Linked DNA regions of Homo sapiens: region 1 is linked to region 2. A link is a loop called in an ENCODE intact Hi-C map of the cell type or tissue named here. Cell type or tissue: dorsolateral prefrontal cortex. All regions are shown on one strand. Each heading gives the region's core, and the rest is flanking DNA. Links, peaks and the distances in the headings are about the cores only. Region 1 has its middle 100 kb from the start of SLCO3A1. Region 2 has its middle 4.1 kb from the start of SLCO3A1.

Region 1 (2,918 bases), core at 250-2,749, 98 kb after region 2:
GGTGGGGTGCAGTAGCTTATACCTGTAATCCTAGCAGCGCTTCGGGAGGCCAAGGCAGGAGGATTGCTTGATGCTAGGAGTTTGAGAACAGTCTGGGAAAGAAAGCAAGACCCCCATGTCTACAAAAGATTTTTTAAAAAAATTAGCCAGGCATGGTGGTCCGTGCCTGTAGTCCCAGCTACTTGGGAGGCTGAGGCAGGGGAATTGCTTGAACCTGGGAGCGGAGATTGCAGCGAGCCGAGATTGCGCCCCTGCACTCCGTCTCAAAAAAAAAAAAAAAAAAGAGTTTCACCTGGGTGCAGTGGCTCACACCTGTAACCCCAGCACTTTGGGAGACTGAGGCGGGCAGATCATTTGAGGTCAGGAGTTCGAGACCAGCCTGTTGTCCCAGCTACTCAGGAGGCTGAGGCAGGAGAATCACTTGAACCCAGGAGGCGGAGGTTGCAGTGAACCGAGATTGCGCCACTGCACTCCAGCCTGGGTGAAAGAGCGAGACTACACTTCAAAAAAAAAAAAAAGAGCTTTAAAATATTTATTTTCATTTTCTACTCTTGGACTATACTTTGAATAGCACTGTGATTGGCAGGAGGGCTCAATTAATATGGGTTGGCTTGTGAGATTAGCCCCCTTTGCCACTCCTGACCCTAATTCTTCCTCTGTAAAATGAGATGAATAGCACGAACCCAGCCAGCTTCTTATGAGAGTCAAATGAGTCGATATGGGAGACAGCTCTTTGTAAACTCTGCCACGTTATCTAAATGCTAGGTTATTACTGTGATCTCCATATCCATTTCCCAGTCCTTGAAAATTATATAACAATACATGTAAAAGCTTTGCTCAACAAACGCGGGGTATTTTCTCATTATTACTGTTTTCTCTTTGTGTTTGTTTTCCTAGATCAAGCGTGCTCATCATTTTTTGTTCTGTTCTTATTTGCCAGCACTGCAACCCTATTGTAAGAGAATGTGAAAATGTCACTCTGTCTGCGGCTTTCAGCAAGGCCTCAAAGCCTTAGAAGAGGACAGTAGGTGGCAAGTTCCACCGCGTCCTTAGCAGGGCATGCTGAGAGATTGGAAAACCAGTTCTGCAAGCATTAGCCCTTCATCTGCTTCCAGGCTTAAGGAAGGCAGGAGAGGCTGATAGAAAGAGGGTTTCTTTGGATGCATTTTCAGGGTGCTGTACTCCAACCCCTGTCCCCTGTGTGAGTGTGGGTGGGAACTTATGGCTCACTGCAAGTCAACTGAGAGGGCTTTGAGGGGCCACCTGGGGAGTCTGGCATGTGCCCACTGGCATTTGGGGAACATAGAAATGTGTCTTACTATAGCCAACAGAATTCAAAAGGAAGCAGCTGTGACTGATGCCACCCTTATCAGATTATCAAGAACAAGGGTGATTGTTCTCCGGGGGCCAGATGTGGACTTGGTGAAAGGGACCAAAGAAGATGTCCTGGAGAGACAATGTGATCCCAGGAGAGGGGTGGGCCACTAGAAACCGAGAGGCTGAGGAGAGGGGCTTTGTTCTCAGGAGAGAGGCTTTGTTGTGTGTGTGTGTGCATGAGTGTACATGTGAGTGTGCATATGCATGAGTGTGTGAGTGAGTGTGTGTATGGATGAGTATGGTGTGTGTGCATGAGTTGTGTGTGTGTGTGTGTGTAGTAAGTTGGCAAGGACTCTTCAAAAGTGCCTGTGACAGCAAAACTCAGTAAATGTGTGCCTTCCACCTTCCATCCAAGACAGACCAAAGCCAGATGCCAACAGTACCAGCATGTAAGACTTATTTCCTCTTCCCCTGTTCCATCCCATCTTGGCCCTGCCAGGAACATTTAGAAACAGCATTCCAGGAACAGCAGAAACCAGGCACCCAGCCTGAAGCCAGCTTGAGGTGGGTGAGGAATTCGCAGTGTTTTGATAATTGCACTTTGTCTCACTGGAATTATGTAATTATTAGATTGGACTCTACGTTTTGATGCCAAAACAAAGATATTATTTGTTTATTAACCAAAAATGATTAAGAATTAGTAAGGGCATGTCTGATAAAATATTTTATCCCACAATGAGAAAAAAAAGTTGGGTTCGAAGGGACAAAGGGGAAAATAATTAAATCAATTCTTCTACCCCTCTTTTGAATTAAGCTCGTTCCGTGAACAGGTCTCATCATCATTTATTTTAGTTGCCTTCCTGGACTTTCTACAGCTACAGGAAGCATCCAGAGCTGAGGGCATATAGTCTAAGTGGTGGAGCTAGAACCCTGTGAGTCCTACAGGAGGAGATGGTTTCCAGCTCCTCTTACCAATGCCATCGAAAAGACTTGATCTTACTCCGATGACCAAGTGAGTCAGGATTGTACTCCCTCTGCGATAACCAACTGGCTTTAATAATTAAACACAGTGTAGCCACAACCACTACACCATATTACTGCCACCACTGCCACAGCAGCCACCAGCACCGCCATCACCATCACAGTTGCCAACAGCATCACCACAGCCTGCATTTCCATCGCCAGCACTACCAGAACTACTACCACCACCATCACTGCTCCCACCACCACCATCCCTACCACCACCACCTCCACCACTACTATGTCCACCACCATCCCTACCACCACCACCTCCACCACTACTATGTCCACCACCATCCCTACCACCACCACCTCCACCACTACTATGACCACCACCATCACTACCACCTCCACCTCCACCACTACTATGTCCACCACCATCCCTACCACCTCCACCTCCACCACTACTATGTCCACCACCATCCCTACCACCACCACCACCACCACTACTATGACCACCACCATCACTACCACCACCACCACCACCACCACTATGACCACCACCATCACTACCACCACCACCACCACCACTACTATGACCACCACCATCACTACCACCACCACCACCACCACTACTATGA
Region 2 (2,918 bases), core at 151-2,650:
GTCAGATAAAGGATTTCGGATTAGGGTTGTGGATTCTTCCTATAATTAATGGTAAGCAGCCATGAAAGTAATCCTGGTGCCTGAAGCCTAAAGAATCATCAAAGTCAGCCTCAGGGAAATCAGGCTGCGGCCTCACAACAGTCAGAAAGAAGGAATTTAACAAGTTCAACTCCCTTCCTTCTTTGCTCATCCTTTATTTACTTGTAGATCAGGGCTCCAGGGATGATAAGGTGGGTTTATGAGCACCAAGTGCTTCTGCTTGGCATTCCCCTAGCCCCGTATGCAGATAGAGGAAGCAGCAGAAAAATAGTAAACATCCTTGTATCTGTACAGCACGTTAATGCTTATGAAGTACTTCTATGTCCTGTATCTCAGCTGAAGCTTACAACAGGGAGAGCTGGTCTTATTAGCCCCTTTTTTTTCTCAAAAGAAACAACAGTAGGTGGATTTTGGGAGCTCACCGCCAGCAAGTGGCAGGAATTGAGTCTACATTTGCCACCCCAAATTGGTGGGAGTGAGAGGTGAAGCCAGCTGGACTTCCTGGGTCGGATGGGGACTTGGAGAACTTTTCTGTCTCACAAGAGCATTGTAAAATGCACCAATCAGCACTCTGTAGCTAGCTAGAGGTTTGTAAAATGCACCAATCAGTGCTCTGTAAAAACGCACCAATCGGTGCTCTGTAGCTAGCTAGAGGTTTGTAAAATGGACCAATCAGCACTCTGAAAAATGGACCAATCAGCAGGACATGAGTGGGGACAAATAAGGGAACAAAAGCTGCCCCACCCCCCCCCCCCCCCACGCTGTGGAAGCTTTGTTCTTTTGCTCTTCACAATAAATCTTGCTGCTACTCACTCTTTGGGTCCGTGCCACCTTTAAGAGCTGTAACACTCACCGCAAAGGTCCGCAGCTTCATTCTTGAAGTCAGCGAGACCACGAACCCACAGGAAGGAACCAACTCCTGACACGGGAGCAGGGAGGAGAAAGAAAGGGAGGTAGAGGGGGTTTAACCCTTCCATGAACTGCAGTGCCCCCTCCAACAAGCCTCTGAAATAGACGGTTAACACTCATGTGAGCAGGAAAGCCGACAACTTAAACCCCATTAAAGGCCTCAACTGGGCTTCCTTAAATGTTGCCTTGGAGAAATGCTGTAACCTCCACTTCCATGCTAGGGCCTTTTTCATTCATCTCTCCCTCTAGTGGTGGATGGTGAATTTAGGAAGAGGTTGGTATTATGAATGACTCTAGAACCTTTATGATTATTTTAGCCTCTCAACTACTTTCTGGACTAGATGACTTTTCAAGATGAAAATATTGCTAGCTAAGGCTGTGGTTCCGTGATTCCTTACTTTGTTGGCTACTAGAGGTATTCTAAACATTGAGAAGCCAAGTAATCTTAAAATCTGATGTGGGGAAGCAAAAAAGAAAGTGGGGTGACATGAGAAGATAAACTGGCTTTTGGTTCGTAAGATATTGATAAGCTATAGGTAAATGCTTAGTGATCAGGATTTGAAGAGCTTTCCTCCCTCATTTTAGAGAGGACTGTCTATTCATTTTGGTAGGAGAGAAGTGGGTTAACTATATGGTCGTGGGAAAAAACGACAATATCTTCCTCTGTTACTGGACTGTGAAAGATTTCCCAGCAAGCAGCCTCAGTGTAATTCAACACAATGAGAAATTGTTGTTCAAGTAATTCACGTGAAGCATCTTTTGCCAGCTTCAGTTTTGTTCACAGGCAAATACAAAGTTGAAGAATAAATGCAAAGAATGATTTCTGATTGTCACTGGGATGGAAAATGGATGCTTAGATTCTCACCCTGTGAATTTTTTTTTTTTTTTTCTGAAAATGCACCAATCCTATGTTGTGTCCAACCAAGGATAGAATTGGGGCTAGGCCAACTTATTTGGCTTGAAACTAATATTTGGGCTGAGTTGAAGCTTATTTTCTTTTTCTCAGAGTTTTTCTCTCCCCACCCCCATTTTCCAATTAGCCTGGTCCATATGCCTTTCTACCAAATAGCCTCCGTTTGCTACTTACTATATTCATAGTTTCATATTGTGAATTATATCTCTTAATTTGAATGTGCCCTAAAGCTCAGCAAAGAAGTGAAAATGATAAACATCAATGTAGATATACTTCTAAAAAATGGTGAATTCAACTGGAGAAACAGAAGAAAGAAAGAAGACCATTAATGGAAATAGAAAGAATTGATATGAGAAAACCAGGGTTTTAGGAATCTGTTATATTTATGGAAAATGAGTTTTGAGGTAAAGGAGAAAGAATAGAGATAATAAACATTTCCCAATATTAGTACATTTGGGGAGATCATCATTTGCTGCTTCTGTTGATATGCATATAAATAGAATTTGTTTATCCACATAGACTGTTAGCTTCTTAAGGGTATAGAAAGTGTTTTACTATAAAAATAAAGGATCGGCCAGGTGCAGTGGCTCATGCCTGTAATCCCAGCACTTTGGGAGGTCAAGGCAGTTGGATCACCTGAGGTCAGGAGGTCAAGACCAGCCTGGCCAACATGGGAAAAACCAGTCTCTACTAAAAAATACAAAAATTAGCCGGGCATGGTGGTGAGCACCTGTAATCCCAGCTACTCAGGAGGCTGAGGCAGGAGAATCGCTTGAGCCTGGGAGGCAGAGGTTGCGGTGAGCCGAGATCGTGCCATTGCACTCCAGCCTGGGCAACAGAGCGAGAGTCCGTCTCAAAATAATAATAACAATAATAATAAAAATAAAGGATCATTTGTTCTCAGTGACCACCAGGCCTCGTGCCAAGAAGCTTAATACCTCTGATTAGGACAGAAGAGATCCAGAAGGTGTCAATGTTCAGAAGGAGTCAATGTTTATAGAAAAGTTCCTTCCAGGCATTCCCCCCAGGGACCTCCTCTGCATCCTCTGTGCAACTA

Evidence for each region. Hi-C counts contacts between places; a loop is a spot of excess contacts. Peaks named below come from ENCODE experiments on the same cell type or tissue, not always from the same donor. Only the 100,000 strongest peaks of a DNase experiment are listed, where the experiment ranks them.
Region 1: it touches region 2 in a loop (11-fold over the local background); 3 of 110 quality-filtered maps call a loop at or near these places.

Annotation. Positions count from the first base shown.
Region 1 is chr15:91,750,693-91,753,610 of GRCh38, reverse strand. No RefSeq gene overlaps it. Among named protein-coding and RNA genes, the nearest start is that of SLCO3A1, 100 kb to the left of the region's middle. In dorsolateral prefrontal cortex, for the core only: no CTCF peak of the experiment used is centred there; DNase peaks (open chromatin) are centred at 1,034 and 1,413; H3K27ac peaks cover 2,376 bases.
Region 2 is chr15:91,848,136-91,851,053 of GRCh38, reverse strand. No RefSeq gene overlaps it. Among named protein-coding and RNA genes, the nearest start is that of SLCO3A1, 4.1 kb to the left of the region's middle. In dorsolateral prefrontal cortex, for the core only: a CTCF peak has its summit at 1,200 (motif pointing left); no DNase peak of the experiment used is centred there; H3K4me3 peaks cover 1,050 bases; H3K27ac peaks cover 2,500 bases.